Linked DNA regions of Mus musculus: regions 2 and 3 are each linked to region 1. Evidence: chromatin loops called from intact Hi-C (ENCODE). Cell type or tissue: heart. All regions are shown on one strand. Each heading gives the region's core, and the rest is flanking DNA. Links, peaks and the distances in the headings are about the cores only.

What was found. A loop is a pair of places that touch in the nucleus more often than their neighbours do. Peaks named below come from ENCODE experiments on the same cell type or tissue, not always from the same donor. Only the 100,000 strongest peaks of a DNase experiment are listed, where the experiment ranks them.
Region 2: it touches region 1 in a loop (2.1-fold over the local background); 4 of 42 quality-filtered maps call a loop at or near these places.
Region 3: a loop joins it to region 1, with 6 times the contacts of the local background. A loop is called at or near these places in 12 of 42 quality-filtered maps.

What each region holds. Positions count from the first base shown.
Region 1 is chr7:82,713,496-82,719,085 of GRCm38, reverse strand. All of the region lies in intron 15 of Efl1 (elongation factor like GTPase 1), which reads right to left. Among named protein-coding and RNA genes, the nearest start is that of 4933406J10Rik, 39 kb to the left of the region's middle. RefSeq lists an enhancer at 1,994-5,218. In heart, for the core only: a CTCF peak has its summit at 3,249 (motif pointing left); no DNase peak of the experiment used is centred there; H3K27ac peaks cover 1,113 bases.
Region 2 is chr7:83,198,536-83,204,125 of GRCm38, reverse strand. No RefSeq gene overlaps it. Among named protein-coding and RNA genes, the nearest start is that of A530021J07Rik, 53 kb to the right of the region's middle. In heart, for the core only: a CTCF peak has its summit at 2,277; no DNase peak of the experiment used is centred there; H3K4me3 peaks cover 782 bases; H3K27ac peaks cover 941 bases.
Region 3 is chr7:83,487,205-83,492,794 of GRCm38, reverse strand. No RefSeq gene overlaps it. Among named protein-coding and RNA genes, the nearest start is that of Gm10610, 61 kb to the left of the region's middle. In heart, for the core only: a CTCF peak has its summit at 2,771 (motif pointing right); no DNase peak of the experiment used is centred there.

The DNA.
Region 1 (5,590 bases), core at 2,006-4,505:
GGTGTCCTAGTGGTGTCCTCGAGGTTTAAAATGTACAGGATCTCTGGATCTAGTGTGCCTTATATACCTCAACTGCAATCCCATACTTTGAACACAGCCAAACAAATGGCATTTTCTCATCATCAAGGTGTGTACCGCTGAGAGCCTGACGCTTTATTACATTTAGCAACAGTTAACTTGTCCTTATTTCCCCTAACCTGGAGGCACTTGGCTGGTATGAATTCTGGCCAAGTAAAAAGAGTTCTTTTTATCAGGGACTGCAAATGGCCTATCAGAGTACAGACCAGATTCTGTAACTCATACTCTACAAAAGGTCACTCTTTGCTCCTTGGGCGCATACCTGACTGATGGCTACCGGATACACCTGCCTGTCTGTAATTATACCGCTTCAAATAAGGACCACAGACTTGTTGAGAAATGCACACTCCTCAGTCAGCTAACCCTCACAAAGTCAGCAACTTCAGCAACTCTTCGCACTCCTCTCAAACTATTATCTAGTTTGTCCTCTCCCATATAATTCAAGGTCTTCTCTTTCTAGCTCTGGGACACACTGTTGGTACCTCACAGCTCGTGGCCACAGCAGCCAAGCCAGGGTGTCCCCAGCCTTCCTCTGCTTGGCACTTAGAAGCTGAATGGCCCGAGAGTAGACCTTCAACTAGGGGTCCAGCATGCTCAAGTGAGGTTGCTAGGGAAGCAAACAAGCTAAACGGATTCTTTTCTATGTGTCGGCTCAGTCAGGAGCACTGGGCAGACTGGATCCTCAGGCCAAGCTCAGTCCAGATCCCTTCCCTGCAAGGTTCCTATACAGTTCATATAGGAGAACAAACTTCAATCTTTCAAAGCCAAAGTACTTCTTAAGACCCATTCCGTAAGTTCTTGATCAGTACCTTTTGGCATAGAGACAAAAAGAATTAAGTGTCAGTCTCTAAGAATTTATGAAGTCGACATTTTAAATTGAAACATGAAGGACAACATTTTAATATGGGCTTATATTTAAAGGATGGTTTGAAATACAAAAGAAAAATAACTATGAATACAAATAAAAATTGAAAATGCCTTCTAAAAACTAAGACAAAATGGGCTTGAGTCGTCAAAACTAAGTAAGAGGAAGATGGCTCAGTGGGTAAGGGGACATGTTGATCTTTTTAAAATCAAGGGCTGGGGAAGGGGGTTCAAATGCTCCGCTTCCTCTGCAAATTCCCACACCCTGATTTCAGAATCTAAAAATTAACACAGCACACTGAAGAAAATGGAAACCAAGATACACAAAATTATCACATACATGCAAAGAACAGTTATACAGATCTGCTACATGTCAAAATTTTAATTTGGCAATGATTCTGTGGGTCTTAGAATAATTTTTACATAATTTAGAATTCCACATCTGCAGCTTCACATTACTTCTGAATTTGCTACAATCACTTTCTACCTTTTGGATTTTTTTTTATATATATATAAGATTCCATGGCATTGGCTTGGATGGCCTACAGCTCACTATACAGACCAGGCTGGCCTCAAACATGCGGCAGTTCTCATGCCTGAGCCTCCTGTATGCTGGGACGACAGGTGTGAGCCACCATGCTTGGCTGCTTGTTTGCATTAAAAGACACTTTTATATTATGGAGTAAAGTTAACATACTTCATGCCAGTTATACTCCTGTTTAGAGTAAAGGTTGTATTTCCAGTCTGTCACCCCAAAACAAACCTGGAGATGCATCAAAAATATACACAAATGTGGCTTTAAAATACAGAACTCAAAGCTAGAAAACACAGTTTCTCTAAAGAGTAATTTTTGAAAGGACTGAGGAAGTCCAAGTTACACTACTTGCAAACAAAGATGTTTAAGGCTGGGAACAGTATTGGGATACCTTGTGCCTAGTCAAATTGTGTATGTGTACTTGTGCATGTGTACATGCATGTGTTCAGTGTATGTAAAACATACATGCAAGCAGTACATACAAACACACACCCAGCCTCACTACCCACATGAGCTTCAGCACTGCTTTCCTGGAGGTGGCTGATAAAGGATGGACATAATAGTGAAGTTTGTGGGGAAAGCAAACCTTTTTGTCCATTTCTTCTTTACAAATAATTAATGCATCATCAGTGAAGTTTATTGTGACGCTTAATGAAATGAAACAAAAGTTGTTCACTGTACACCCAAAACAGAATGCTAAATAAATGCTGGAGAGATGTGGTCAGAGATAGGGCTGAAGTACAATCGGAATATCAGTTAACAAAGGACATGTAAATAAGAAACTACATAAATCACTAGTGAAAAGTTAGTAGTTATTTTTGAAAAATTCAAGGCTTGTGGCTTTAAAATAAGAAACAATCATGCGATAAACCAACTAGAATTGTTGCCGCTGTGGAGACCTAAAAGGAGCCGTTCCTGTTTCCACCCTGGCCTAGCCCTAGGGAGCAGCGTTTACTTTTGATTTTCAAGGCATATCTGATTTCTTCCAGCCATTACAGAGGCAAAGAATGAAGTGGATTTAGATGCAGCAGTGGAGGAGAACAACTTTGACTTCATCTCTGCACTTGAATCAACAGACCCAAATCCTCTGAAATGCGGTCACCAGTGCAATTATGTGCTGGCCTCCTGCACACTAACAGACAGTCATCTGGAAAGCATAAAACAAACCCAGCGACACTGTGCTCCCAATTGCACAGGAGACCGGGAATTAGCAATGTGTTACATTCTACCCCCTGAGCAGCACACAGTTTTACAAAGCCCTTTCCTACCAGAAACAACTGAGGGAGTCATAATTCATTTCCCTCAATGAAGAGGAAACCAAAGGGAAAGAGAACAGACCACTAAAACCATTCCTTCAAGAGAGGGGCGGAGGGATGGCACCAAAGAGATTTAAGTGGCTGCTTTGAAATCATTCTTCAGATTGAGACAGCAAGCTACTCTAGTCTCAGCTTTTCTAAATGACACAGTTGTTTTTTTCCCCCTCTTTTAAAGATTTAATTTTATTTTTTGACTGTCATCCATGCCTCTAGTAATAAAATGTTTGTTTTCCATGTACGGCTGTGGGTTAGGTGAGGGAACTGTTTATAGAAATGACACTGAGGAATTCTGGAGTGTCTGGTAAAACCCGACTCTATCAGCACTCGATGCCATTCATCATAGCACAGCACACTTGCAAACAGGGACCACGTTTCCTCTGGTGAGTACCTGCATAGTACATACTCCTGCCAACCAAGTTCTTTGTTCTTTTCTGGTTTGATGAAAATTTGGAGAAGGCTGCCCCCTTGTGTTCTTTTTGGTGCAGCTGCACCTTACCAGCCAGGTCTGGAAGCATAGACCTTTTTTTTTTTTTTTTTTTTTTTTTGGTCCTAGTCAGAGCCACTGTAATGCGACCACTGCTGGGGGGGTTTTGGAGAAGAATCAGGAATTCTGACTGGGACAGCTGTTTTGGATTTCTCTGGAGGCTGAGCCACAAACGACTAGTTTTTATGTACCTAATCAGGGTAAGGACTGCCTTCTTAAAGCTCCAGATACAGCCGTTCTTGTCTGTCAAATGTCTGTCTGTGTGACACTGACCTGAAAGAGTCCACGCATACAGGGTACACTGCACAGAAGGTACTAAAACCACAGAGCAACCAAATAATAGGACAGCCCATCTAGGAGCGCAGGAAAAGGTGGGAGGCTTCGAGAGAACCCCGACTAATTCAGGCAGAGTTCAAAGTACAGCTGTTCTGAATCAAGACCCCTTCCCCTCACAGTTAGCCTGCTGAAGGCCCCCAGCTGGGATAAGCTGCAGTGTTTCTCTTAGCAGTTCCTCTATCAGCTGCTGAGGTGGGACCTACAAATAATTTGGAAGACTAAACACACAGAGTGAAGAATCCACTCTAGGGAGCAGTGTAGACCCACACAGTATGGTGAGCATAACATGAATGTATGTGAGCAGATGACTAGGTTAGAAAAGTTGTGGGACCGTGAAAGGCAGCCTGTTTTTTGGGCTAGGTTCAAACTCCGGAGACCCAACAGATTAATCTTTGAGGGATGGAAGCCCATTTGCCATGCTCCCAGGCAAAGGCTCCTGACATAGGCTGTCCAGGCTCTACCCTCACAGTTACCTGACAAGAGCCAGGTATGCTCCTTCCCACAGTTACTCTGCAACAGCAAAGTAGCCTAGCCCACTATAAAAGGCCCCTCCTCCCTCTACTGCTTCTCTTGTTTCTTTTCTCTCACCTCTTGCCCTCCTTCTCCTCCCCGCTTCTCCCCTCTCTCCACGTGGCCATGGCCACTCTCTGCCTCTTTACTCTTCTCTCTCTCTCTCTCTCTCTCTCTCTCTCTCTCTCTGCTTTTCTACTGAAGCCGCCCACAGAACTAGCAGCCTGAGCTAACCAGACTCTTGCCTTCTCCCCCTACCCCTTTTCCTTTCAGCCCCAGGGCAGACTGAGGCTCTGGGCTCCCACCTGTTCTTAGCTTTTCAGCAGCGTCCAGTGACCTCCTGCAATGCCCAAGAGCTAGAACCTGTTGTCCCTGGGCTCCACAAGGCCCAGGGACCCCAGACTGCTCCGTGGCTTCCCATAGCAAGACGCCTACCCGTGTGCATGGAGAGCCCTGTGTCCGTCCACCCACTCAGAGCCCCGGACATCTGTTGGGATGAGGGTCATCTCTCCCATCTCCTTCATTTCCCCACGACTGGTGTCCAACAGTAAGTCACAAATGCTTGTGTTTTCAGAATTTAACTTGAAAAAGAGGATTTAAAAATATTTTTTTAAGTGACTAAATGCCAAGAATGATCTAAGACTGAGGAGATGTCAGCAGGTATATACAAACCTATGGATCTGAGTTTAAAACCTCAGAATCCACATAAAAGCTGGTCATGGTGGCACATGCACCCGTAACTAGCACTGTGTGGGCTGGGGACAGGAGGCTTGCTGGCTACCAGTCCAAGCCCAGGTTCAGTGAGAGACTCAGCGTCAGGCATAAATAAGGAGAGAGAAAGAAAGAACAGGAGACACTATAGCCTCTGGTCTGTGTATATGTGCACTGGATCACCAATCCACATGTGTGCATACATCCCCCTCGCCCCCTACAAAAGATGGTTTATATCCTACCTCCTCCAAGTCTCTCCATGTAGAATCTCAAGTCTATAGAAAGGTAGGGATTAGGGAGAGGCTCTGTCAATACAGGAAAAGGGCTCACACAAATGCCAGAGTCTGAAAAAAATGCAACTACATTAAAGGCCACCAGGTGCTTAAGAATGAATTCATGCCACTAACACAGCAGGTGGTCTCTCTAGAAGTTAAAAATAAGGGGCCCTCGGCTCAGGAATAACCAGCAGTAAGACAGGGAAGAGACCACATCTCAGGGATGCTCCTTGAAGGGAGTTTAGGCTGCTGCCGGGTGGCTCGGGTTCAGAGAGCTGGCCCAGAAGCCACGAGAAAGGTCTTACATAAAGTGGGAAAGGCTTCTTCCCCAAGACTGACACCAGGGCCATGCTGCCTGTTTAAAATTACTGTCCTGGTAATAATGAAGTTAGGAGGCCAGAACAACGCAAGCAGGGCTCAAGCTGCACACCGGTGTTCACTAGAAATGCTTCAATATTGTAAAGACTCTGAATCTTACCAA
Region 2 (5,590 bases), core at 1,329-3,828, 490 kb before region 1:
TTAAATCCAGGGCACTGTCCTCTTGTGCCCTTTTGTCCCTGAGCCCAGGATCTCATTTATCAAGCAAAGGAGCATAATACCACCTGCCATAGGGACTCATCTTGTAACACACCCCCCCCACACACACACACACACATACTGTTACTTCTCATTAACACCCTAGACCAGCTGAACTGGTCACACTTTTCAGTCCTCTGTCTCAGCTTCATTTACATGGAGTTTCCAGCCTACTCTCAGATGTCACAGCCTGAATGGGCATAGAACCAAGCCACCGACCTAGTACAGAGTGCCAAAATGAATGGCCTAGCCTAGACACCGACCAGGTGGGAAGACTTCCACTGGGTAGGAAAATGAGGCTGGCAGAAATGCTAAAATCCTAAGGCACGATGCATGTGCTAGAAGTGGTGATTCCCAGGGCTGTGGCTGTAGGGCTCCCTGCAAGGAGAAAGGCAATTCCACGTTAATTTGGGGGGCTTGCAACCAGGTGTGCTTTGCGTTCACTTGCTTCGGGCTTTTATGGTCTCCCTTCTGCTTGGTACCATTTCATTAGGAGCCAGTGAGATGTATCTCAGCGTGGTGCAGAGAAACATCTCAGTGGAGCGCAGCTTGCCAGCATTTCTCCTTCCCTGGCGAGATTCAGGATCCCTAACAGTGGGTTTCTGATGCCTTGGAGGTGCCAATCTGTTTCCTGGATCTGCATGGACAACCTCAGTCCTCTCCTTGGTGAATTCTCTGATGTCTGGGCCGAGACTTTGCCCTTTTCATGACCATGGGAATAAGTTATCAACAGAGAAACAAGGAGCACCATCCTCCCAGTGAGGGACTATGGGTGCTCACTCTAGGGCTCCCTGGCCCTCCCGGTCTTTTGAGGCCAATAATTTTTCTTCCCACCCCATTTCAATCTCCTGATAGAAGACATTCTTTGTCATGGATAACTAGATGAACACAGAGCTCAAATGAACCACTAGCTGGGGGCTTTACAAGAGCATCCTTGGATGAAGCAGCCTTTGCAAGGCTTTCCAAGAGGGACTCACTTAGAGTGGCTTGTAAGGCATACATGCAAAACTAGGAGAGAGGCTGAATTTCACTTCTAAAAGGTCCCTCTTTTCCTGTTTCCTCCTTTAAACTATAAAGAGCTAGCCAGACAGATTTCCTTTGTCAAAGGAAGGCAGGCATTGTCTAGTCACAGAACTGCACCTAGATCTCTATTCACTCGGTAAACAGTCAGACTGATTTTTTGGGCATTTGGGATAAGAACTCAGTGTGAGTGTGGTATTATCTATATTGAAAAGAAACACTCTCCACTCCTTTGTATTTGTGTGACTGTCCAATTAAAAAGCACCCTCCAAGGCCAGGCAGATCATAACGAGCAGATGCAAGTGTTCAAATCCACATAACCCATGGAACTTGGGCACTGGCTCCTCAAATAACTGTGTGGTTTGGAACCATTTTGTTTTTCCAGTGTTGAACAATAAGCTGATTAATTCCCATTTTTCAAAGTCAGTTTCAAGCAGTAGTTTTTTTCTTCTTCTTCTTCTCCTCCTTTTTAACATCTACAGAAAACCTGGAAGGGAATACAAATTTCTTCCTGGAAAACACATCTCCCTTCCTGCCCTCCCTGCACCCTCTGATAAATAACATGAGCATGCAGTGATTTGCCAACAGCAGCTCCAGGCATGAAGCACAACATCTGCTAGCGAGACGCTGGAGAGACAGTGGAAGGCATGCTGGCTGCCTGCCCACCTTCAGACTCCAGATTTTTGCTGACAAGGCTGTCAATAAATGGGCAGATGGCATGGACTCTGCTGGCGGGAGAGTTCAGTTAACCTGACTCCAGACATTATCTCCAGTTCATGGTGCACTGGGCTGAGCCCTTCACTCGACCATTAAAGCTGTTCCTTGATGGAGCACAGAGAGCAAGACATAAGACTGGGAAGGAGGAGGCAAGCGCTCGCTTCCTTTAATTACATTAACTGAGTCTCTCCTGCAGTTGGCAGGCAGAGTGAGTGAGATTATTTAGCCCCTGTGACCACGGAAGTGGAGCGGGAGCATCCACACTGTATTTCATGCTGTTTAAACATGGGCATCCCATCCTCGGGAGCAGAGTACCTCCCTGGGGATAGAGTTTGGCATAAAATAAACACCCAGTAGGATGGATCTGGGGTCCTCCCTTGCAAGCAGGCAAGCTCTTGCATTGTCTTACAAGGACTGTCTGCAAACAAGCTGCAGCCAGTGTTCTTTACCCAGAAACAGCTCTGCTAACTGCAGAAACGTCCTCTAGTGGCGACTTGGGTAAAACACCCTCTGCCATCTGAGCATGCTTCAAACTTGTGGCAAGGGCAGTTTAATCTAAACTCATCAGACTAAGGAGCTGAGCACTGTGCTCTGAAGTCAGTTATTTAAGCAATCGGCCCTTTTTTCCATCTCTGCAGAAATCAGCTGCTGGAAGTAATACATGCATCAATGCTACACACCCGCATGGTATTGCAGAATTACAAAGTGACTTTGCATACTTTAACAGTGGTTTTTGACTGGGAGTGACTTTGCCCCCCCCCACCCCCCAACCCTATCCCTGGCCGGGGACAATGCCTGGAAACATACTAATGTCTCTAGGACAGAGAGCAGCAATGCTGCGGAGTGTCTCCACTGCACAGGCTTCACATTCACCCACAACAAAGAGCTCTTCCGACCAGAGTGTCAGCAGTGCCAGGGTTGAGAATCCTGCATCAGGACAAAGGAAATGAGTGAACATTTCTCACATCCCTTGAAAAGAAGAGCAAAGAAGGAGCAGCTGGTGGGCATGCAGAGGGGAAGCTGGGGATTTGCTCTTCGTGTCCCAGGTAGACTCACAACAGTGTCATTATTCCAAATGCTATTCACTAGTCAGGAAACAAGCAGCTCCCCAAGTTCTTACAGCTGTACTTCCATCAGATCTGAACAATGAAACATCGCATCCACGAAAGCCATTTTAGTCTAATTCATGTTTATTAAATGAGAATACCCACCTGGCGCCAAACTGGGACTGCAGAGGCTTCAGTGGAAGAGTGTTTTAAAACTGGTGCCTGGGTATTGTGGCTCATGCCTGTAATCCCGGCACTCAGAAGGCTAAGGCAAGAGAAGTGCCATGAGTTCCAGGTCAGTCTGGAGTACAGAATGATACTCTCTCACACAAGAAACACACACACACAGACATGCACACACACACTTATGCACAGGTACATGTTCACATATGCACAGGCACACATGCACGTGCACACACACATGTGAATGAAATCAAAAGATTAAATAAACCTAGCAATTAAAGTCTGGGACAGAAATCAGACTGGAGGGGTTGAGGGGGAATTAAGCTGAGCACAGAATATATGAGGGTAGGGGCTTAGGATTTAACAGATATGATCACATTTTCATTTGTCGTCTGTGGTTTGAGCAGCTTTGCATGTAACCACTAGTCTTAAAGGTATAGCACTCCTTTAAAGATATCGGTGAAGCTAAACACTGGCCTCTTTCTTGTTAGTTTTGTAGAACTGTGTATCCCTGCCCCCTGCCCCAAGAAATCATATGTTAAAGTGTAAGGCTGAATGCTGCCATCAGGATCAATGAGATATCCCAGTTTACACCTAATCATACTGAGTAGGTTGAGCCTCCAACCCCATGAGGCTGCTGTTTTTATCTAGAGAAGAAACTTAAACCCAGATTTCCACCCAAACAGATGTCAAGGCAAAGGTCAGAGTTTTGCCAACAAGGTCTTTGAATCCAGGAGACATGCACAAAGCAGATTACTTCTTGCACCCCTCTGAAGGCATCTACTTCCAGAACCGAGAGCCTAAATTCTGTCGAGGAAGTCATCTGGGATTTGTTTTGGGCTGTGATGACAGAGTTCTAGTTAACCAGTAAAGATGAGGTGAACACTAGAACAAGGCAGGGGCAGACAAATGATCCTTACTAGAGTTTTCTTTCCCAACTGATGCCTGCAAACTACTACTTCTTCAGAGCAGGCAACTCAGAGGATCCACCTTGGGCTCAAAGGCCGGCATCCCTCCATCTAACAGGAAGCAGGAGCGAGGTAAGTGATTAATTAATTAAGAACATACATTTCATTATGCCCCTGAGCCCACCTTTCAGGAATTCCTGATGTATAGCTGGGAGACACTCTCCTTTCTAAACCAGCATGAGAGGTGGGTAATGAGGGTGATACTTCTACTATTTTGGGGAAACCTGGTATTTCCAAGACTATCGCACAAATAGGGGGATCTACAGCCATAGTCACACATCTATGCATACTAGCAGTATCCTGGACTTTTAAAACAAGTCAACTAAATAATATATAGGGACCCATTCCAGGACAAAATCTGGGAGGGGTCTCAGGCTGAGACACATACAGGAGTGAGACCCAAGGCCAGAAGGAACATCTTACTGCAGGGACAAATCTACCTGAGATGGGAGACCAAGTTTTGGGATCCCTGTGAGAAACCATAGTTATGCTATGCAGACCTTAAACCTAGCATGCAAGGCAGTCAGATTTCCATTGCAGGAAACAATTACACTAACAGATAATCCTCTCCCGCTAAGCAGTGAGTGTTATTATTATAATGCATGTTTTACAATGCAAGAAAAATCAGCCTTACATTAGATTTACTGGATATTAGGAGTCAGCCAAGAAGTGGTAGGTTTTAGGGCATTCAATACTTTTCTGTTTGCTGTGACTAAATATGTAGCCGGAAGCAACATTAGGGAAAAGAGGCTTGTTTTATCTCATCGCTTGTGAGTATAGTTCACAGGGTAGGAAGTGCTGGCTACAGGAACGTGAGGAGACTGGCCATGTTTTTTTTTTCTGCAACCAGGAAGCACAGAATAGACGGAAAATAGGATGGGGCTATAAAACCAAAAGACCCACCCTGACAGTGACATGTACCCTCCAGCAGGATTGCACCTCCTAAAGGTTCCATAGATTTCCAAAATGGTGTCACCAACTAGGGACCAAGTATTCAAACACATGAGCCTGTGTGAGACATTTCACTTTTAAACTACAGCACCTGTGTTTAAAATCTTTAATTAGCTCATTGTACAAGTGTTTAAAATTTCCTAGGGAAAGTTATACAAGATGCACAATAAAATGTACCATGCTGTAGGTTTGCTCTTGACTTGGTTGCGAAGTTGTGGCTGGTTTGGGGCTTTGGAGTTTTTTGGTTTTTTTATTATTCTTTGCTTTGATCTTTTCTTTTTTTCCTGTCGTTTCTTTTTGTTGTTATTTTGTTTTGTTTGGAATCTTTAATGTGCCTGATTCAGAGAGCCAGAAATCTGAGAAGATGGCAGACTGGCACCCTCAAAGCTGCCTTACACCTCATCTCCAGCTATCAGGTTAACTATGGCAGAGATGCTGGTGATACGCCAAAGGCAAGATCATCCTGGAACCCAGTCTTGGCCCTCTGGCTGGGTGATGAGCCTTACACTGAGACTTGGGGTGTTTGTGGCTCTCATGTTATCACCCCGCCACTTTTTATGGTTGTTTGGGAAGAGTGTCACTCTGTGGTCCAGGACGCCCTGGAATTCACTATGTGCTCCAGTATACCCTTGAATTCATGAGTACTCC
Region 3 (5,590 bases), core at 1,329-3,828, 770 kb before region 1:
CAAGTAAATGCTAAATAAAGCCAAACTGAGGAAATTATATTAAGTCAAACAAAATAGACTACAAAATAAAACAAAAACCCTAATTAGACCCTGGGAATAAAAATTAAAATGGTAGTAATAGGCTGTCGACTCCATTTCACATGGAGTGTATAGAGACCACAGAACCCACCTTGCTCCACTGTCCTAGTCAGAAGCCTTGCCAGCTTTGAAGTGACACAGAGCAAGTCCTAAGGAGGCCTGAGGAGGCAGCTTCCTCTCTAAAAGACTTTTCTGAGACCAAATACATACAGAATAAACAAAGAGATGGCGGCAGCTGACAGGCTGGATTGAGACCCTCTGGCGTTGAATTCCCCAGCTTCTCCGAACACCCATTTCTCAGTCTAGAGAAGGAAAAGAATGACTCTCTCTTTGTGTTAGTTCATTATGTATAATTATAACCCTGCATCGCTTCATAAAGGAGAACATTTATTTATTTAGCTCATAGTAGTTATGAAAAGCAAGGACCTTTTTTTTTTTTTTTTTTTGGCTAGAGGCAAGCACAGTATGTTTCGTGACAAGAAAGAAAGCATAGCATCCCTATCCTCTTTCTCTCCATCTTATAAAGCTACTAGTTTTTGATCATGAGGCTCCACCCTAATGACCTCACTTAATTGTAATTCCTTCCTAAAGGCCTCCTTTCTAAGCGCCTTAGTTAGATAAATTTTCACCCTCTTAACACTTTACATTGGGGATTAGATTCCAGCACATGAGGCCTTGGGGAGATATAATCAAGCCATATCAAAGCCATAAGACTCTCTCAGAGATTTCCCCAATGTCCTGTGTCATCAGGAGGCACAGGGCAGAGGAAGTGAGGTCAGATAGGCCTGGCTGGAATCTCTAGGCTTCCATGTGTTAACGATGTGGCCTGGCTGTCTCTCTCTCACATATCTGAGCAGTAATTTTGTGCCTTGTAAAGTCAGGGTGAATGCCACGACCTCAGAGGTAAGTGGTGAGACTTGAGATAGCCTTGATTCTATCACAGTAAAAAGATGAAAGGGAGCCGGGGTTGTTAGGTGTGACTGTGGGCTGGAAACAGTCCTACAGTAATCAAGCACAGGGTTAGAAATAGTACATCAAAGACAGCAATTGCTATTATGACCATTTGGTGGCTAAGATTATGTCAACTTGATGCGATTTAGAGGCATCTGAAAGAAGAGAACATAGAATGCAAAAATGCCTCTGTAAGATCTGGCTGTAAGGCATTTTCTTAGTGATTATCTCAGACCATGGTGGATGGTGCCATCCTTACACTGTGGTCCTAGGTTCTATAAGAAAGTAGGGTGAGCAAGCCAATAACTAGCACTCCTCAATGGCCTCTGGATCAATTCCCATCTCTAGGGTCCCGCCCTGTTTGACTTCCTGTCCTGACTTCCTTAAGAGATGGACTAAGATGTGGACATGTAAGCCAAATAAATCAAACAAAGCTGCTTCTCTCCAAGCTGCTTTTGGTCACTGTGTTTCATCATAGCAATAGTGACCCTAACCAGAACAGATCACTAGCCTTGCCTCCTAGGGAAAGCAAGGAGGACACTACTTGCAGGTCTACTAATTCTAAGTTCACTGAATCTCAACCTTCCAGTTTCCTAAATTTATTCAGTCCTTTCTAATGACAAAAATCAGGAGATTCTGAGACCCAGTTTGATTTGGGTCCCAAAGAGAAATGCCAGGAGAGAATTGCCACTCCCCCCATGCCGGAGGAGCTGAGGGAGTTGCACCTCAGAAGAGGAAGAGGAGCAGGAGCTAATTGAGGATGCTCTTCCGGAAGGCTTTGCGGTTTTCAGGCACCATCATGGCCGCCGCAGCAGCCAAGCAAGAGCTGCTTAAGGGACCACAGCCCAATAGGTACCCACAGTTTCCATCTGAAGAAGACAAGAAGAAAGAAGACCTTCCAATTGATAGCTCTTAGATGTAAGAACGTACAAATGAAAAAGACAAAAGGAATTACGTAAGATGACAGAATCTAAAGAACGCTTGTTCGTGGGACACTGAGATGACTGACTCGGTGGGTGAAGGAGCTTGCTGCCAAGCCCGAGGACTTGCCTTTGGTCCCTAGGACCCTCATAGTGTAGGGAGAGAACTGATTGCTGTAAGTTATCCCCTGACCTCCACACCTGAGCTCATGTCACACACATATGCACACGCACACGCGCGCGCGCGCACACACACACACACTAAACAAATTAATTTTAAAAGGACATTTTTATAAACAAAATATTTTAAGACATACATACATGTATATATATTTTTAAAAAGTTGCTCATGACTTCTGTAGAACTGGGAAATATTTAAACATGAACTGCAAATAAAGAACAAATCAATGATCTACTAACAGGTTTTCTCAAAATGTTTATCAAAAATAAAACATTTAAATATCAGAATATATTGTGTGAAAAAAATCTATTTTCAATTTAAAGAAATAAGACAATGAAAATGAAAACCATGCTAATGGGTTAGCTCTGGGCCTTTTCTAGTGTTTTGCTCTCAGCAAATGTAGTTTCCCCAGAACCCTATTCAATAATTATGACCAGAGAGGCCACATATGACCAGACAGAACCTAAGATTTCTGCTTGGCCCCTAAATATATCATGCAGTGTAACCCTTTGGGACAGTCACCTTTTCTACCTGGCCTCAGTTTCCACAATTGTGTCACAAGGGAAAGGTTAGACAAGCCCCTCCAATCTGTGAAGTTGAGAGGCCTGAGGTTTGGGGGTGAGTTGTCATAACCCCCCACTAGGGGACAGTATTTACATAGTCCAGTGTCACTGCCAGTGTGCAGAAATCAGTGTGTATTGTTACCTCTGGTCTCTCTTCATCCCTGCTAGAGGACAATAGGCATTATCAGCCCCTATCCCAGCACAACATGCCAGGCTGTCTCCACCAACCCATAGCTCACTAAGTCTCAAGATCCAGGTCCAGGGGCATTGCTGATGCCATTCGAGGCTTCTCCAGAGGTCTCATGCCACTGTGGACTGGGAAATAACAAAGCTCTTTGACTACAGTTTAATGTCTCCAAGGCAAAATAAAGTGATTTCTTCTTTGTCACCTACAATTATTATTTTTTTTTCCTTTCTGTGGACAAAGATGTCTGAATCACTTTACCCTTTGAGCTTGGTGATTGCTCTCATTGATAGAGGACTCCTAGATGCTGAATGTAAGCAGTTTAACCATAAGAAACCACCATAGGTCACTATTGCCAGGGAGAGTTCTAGTTCCCTGGGCACACCAAAGATCAAGTTCAGCCCATTTCCAGGGTCTTGAGTCTGTGAAGATGTGAAGTACTCATGGTTAATGGGAAATCCAAATAGCTTTGAGATCACATTCACTATGCTTGCCTCCACCCAGAATTTTATGTTCTCCAACCAATAATAACTCCCAAATTCTGAGACTGTAGAACACCCTTGGTAGGGCTGCTGAAGGCTGTAGAGTCCTTGTGGACAAGGACATTGAATATATATTGTACCCCCAACATCAGGACAAGTTGGTATGGTGTGTGCACACCCAGGAAACAGGTTTCTGTCCTCAGGGTATTTAAGGAAGATTAGAAATCCAGAACAGAAACATAGTCACTTCTTGATTTATGGAAGATTGGTTAAACAACTTCTGTACACACCAAAGTTTGTGCATACCTGAGTCCCTTTGTTAAATGGAAGAGAATTTATAGGGAACTTATGTAAATCCCCCACATACTTCCAATCATCTCCAGATGACCTATAATACACAATGCAGCTTAGGTTCCATGCAAACAGTTGTGCTGTATTATTTAGGGGCTGATGACAAACACGTCTTTGTTAACAAGTTTGATTGCATGTATATGTTCCAAGTATTTCCAATTTGTGATTGGTTGAATCCTTAGGTACAGAAGCTGAGCATATGCAAGGCAGATATATTGTTAAACAACAACAGAGAATTTGGGGACTTAGGGAGAATAAACCAAGGGCTGTAAGAAGGTACAATTGATGACTGAGGTGACATCCCACGACTCTCTTTGACCTGAGTGGCCCGGAAGTGGGGAGATAATTTTGACAAACCGAATGCAAGACAATGAGAGGTGATAGGCTCAGATGAACTCCACAGATGGGGGCAGGACAAGCAGTGTATATTTGGACAAAGGCAGAAACAGGGTGGCAATGAGGGATAGAAAGACATTCCCAACCCATGCCAGCAGTGTGGGGACAACCCTCAGGCTTCACTCAGCTCATTGTTGCCGTGGGGTTCCAGTGTTAGAAATACCATGACTGGTGGGCATTCTTCTGTAGCATTTATGTATATGTAAATAATCTGCATGCCCTAGCTTTTTTCCCCAGGCAAATCAGCACTATGCAACTTATTGCAAGATATCTACATCTGTGATCACACTTCCCCACTTCAATGACTTTCCTTGGGAAAAGTCTGCACAGGCCATCACAGAATTGTTGACACTTGTTAAAAACTAGAAATATGTGCAACTAGTGAGATGGCTGAGTCAGCAGAGTGTCTGTGGTAAAAACATGAGAGCCTGAGTTCAGCATCCATATATTAGGTGGGTGTGGTCAAGCACGTGTGTAACACTAGTGCTGAGGAGGGTAGGAGCAGGTACCCAGGATCCCCAGAGCTATCTGGCTAGCCAGTCTAGTCAATTGTTGATCTCTTGGTTTAGTAAGAGTCCCTGCCTCCAAAGATAAGATGAAAAATGACAGAGGAAGACACCAGTGTCAACCTCTGCTCTCCACATGAATATGCACACACATGTATGTATATCTGTATCTGTATACTATATACATACACCACACACCCACACACACAAACTCAGACACTCATGCATTCATACAATTAAAAACAGTCTGTGTATTTCAGAAAGGAATTCAACTAGTCATCTGTGGGAACCATGTAATATGACAGCAAGAATCATCATGTAGCCAGAAGTTTCACTCATGTTGTACAAAAAAAAAAGTGATGTTCACTGCACCAGGCAACTTGTGAATGGCAATAAAAGTTGTCTACATGTATGTGTGAATGAGAATATGTCCCCACTAAGAGCTGTCTGAAAGGATGCTTGCCAAAATGGTAACAGATGCATTCTAAAGCACACTATGTGTGGTGTGCTTGCTTTTATACATTGTCGTAATCCTTCACAGCAAATGTGTTATTTTTCCAGAAACTTCTGGGTCAATCTATCAGGCAGGAAATTAGCTTGTGTTCAGGGGGAAGCAGAAGGCTGCAAAATGGCTCCAAGGGCTGGGGATCTGGGAGAGTGTCATTCTAAATTTGATGGCTACCTGTTGGCAGAATCCTTGCTTGATGTTAAGGTCTTTGGCTTGGTGAGATGAGATCTCCCCACATTCTGGAGTATACTCTATAGTTTATAGAAAGTCCACAAACCAACCAACCAACCAACCAACCAACCAACCAACCAACCAACCAACCAAGCAACCAACCAAGCAATCAACCAACAAGCAAACACAGAAACATCCAAAAATAGTGGCCAGCTAGGGGAAGCTAGAGCTGTACATAAAGTCACCACCTTGAAAAAAAAATCTAAAATGAAAAATGAAAAGTTAGAGGAGTTTTGTTT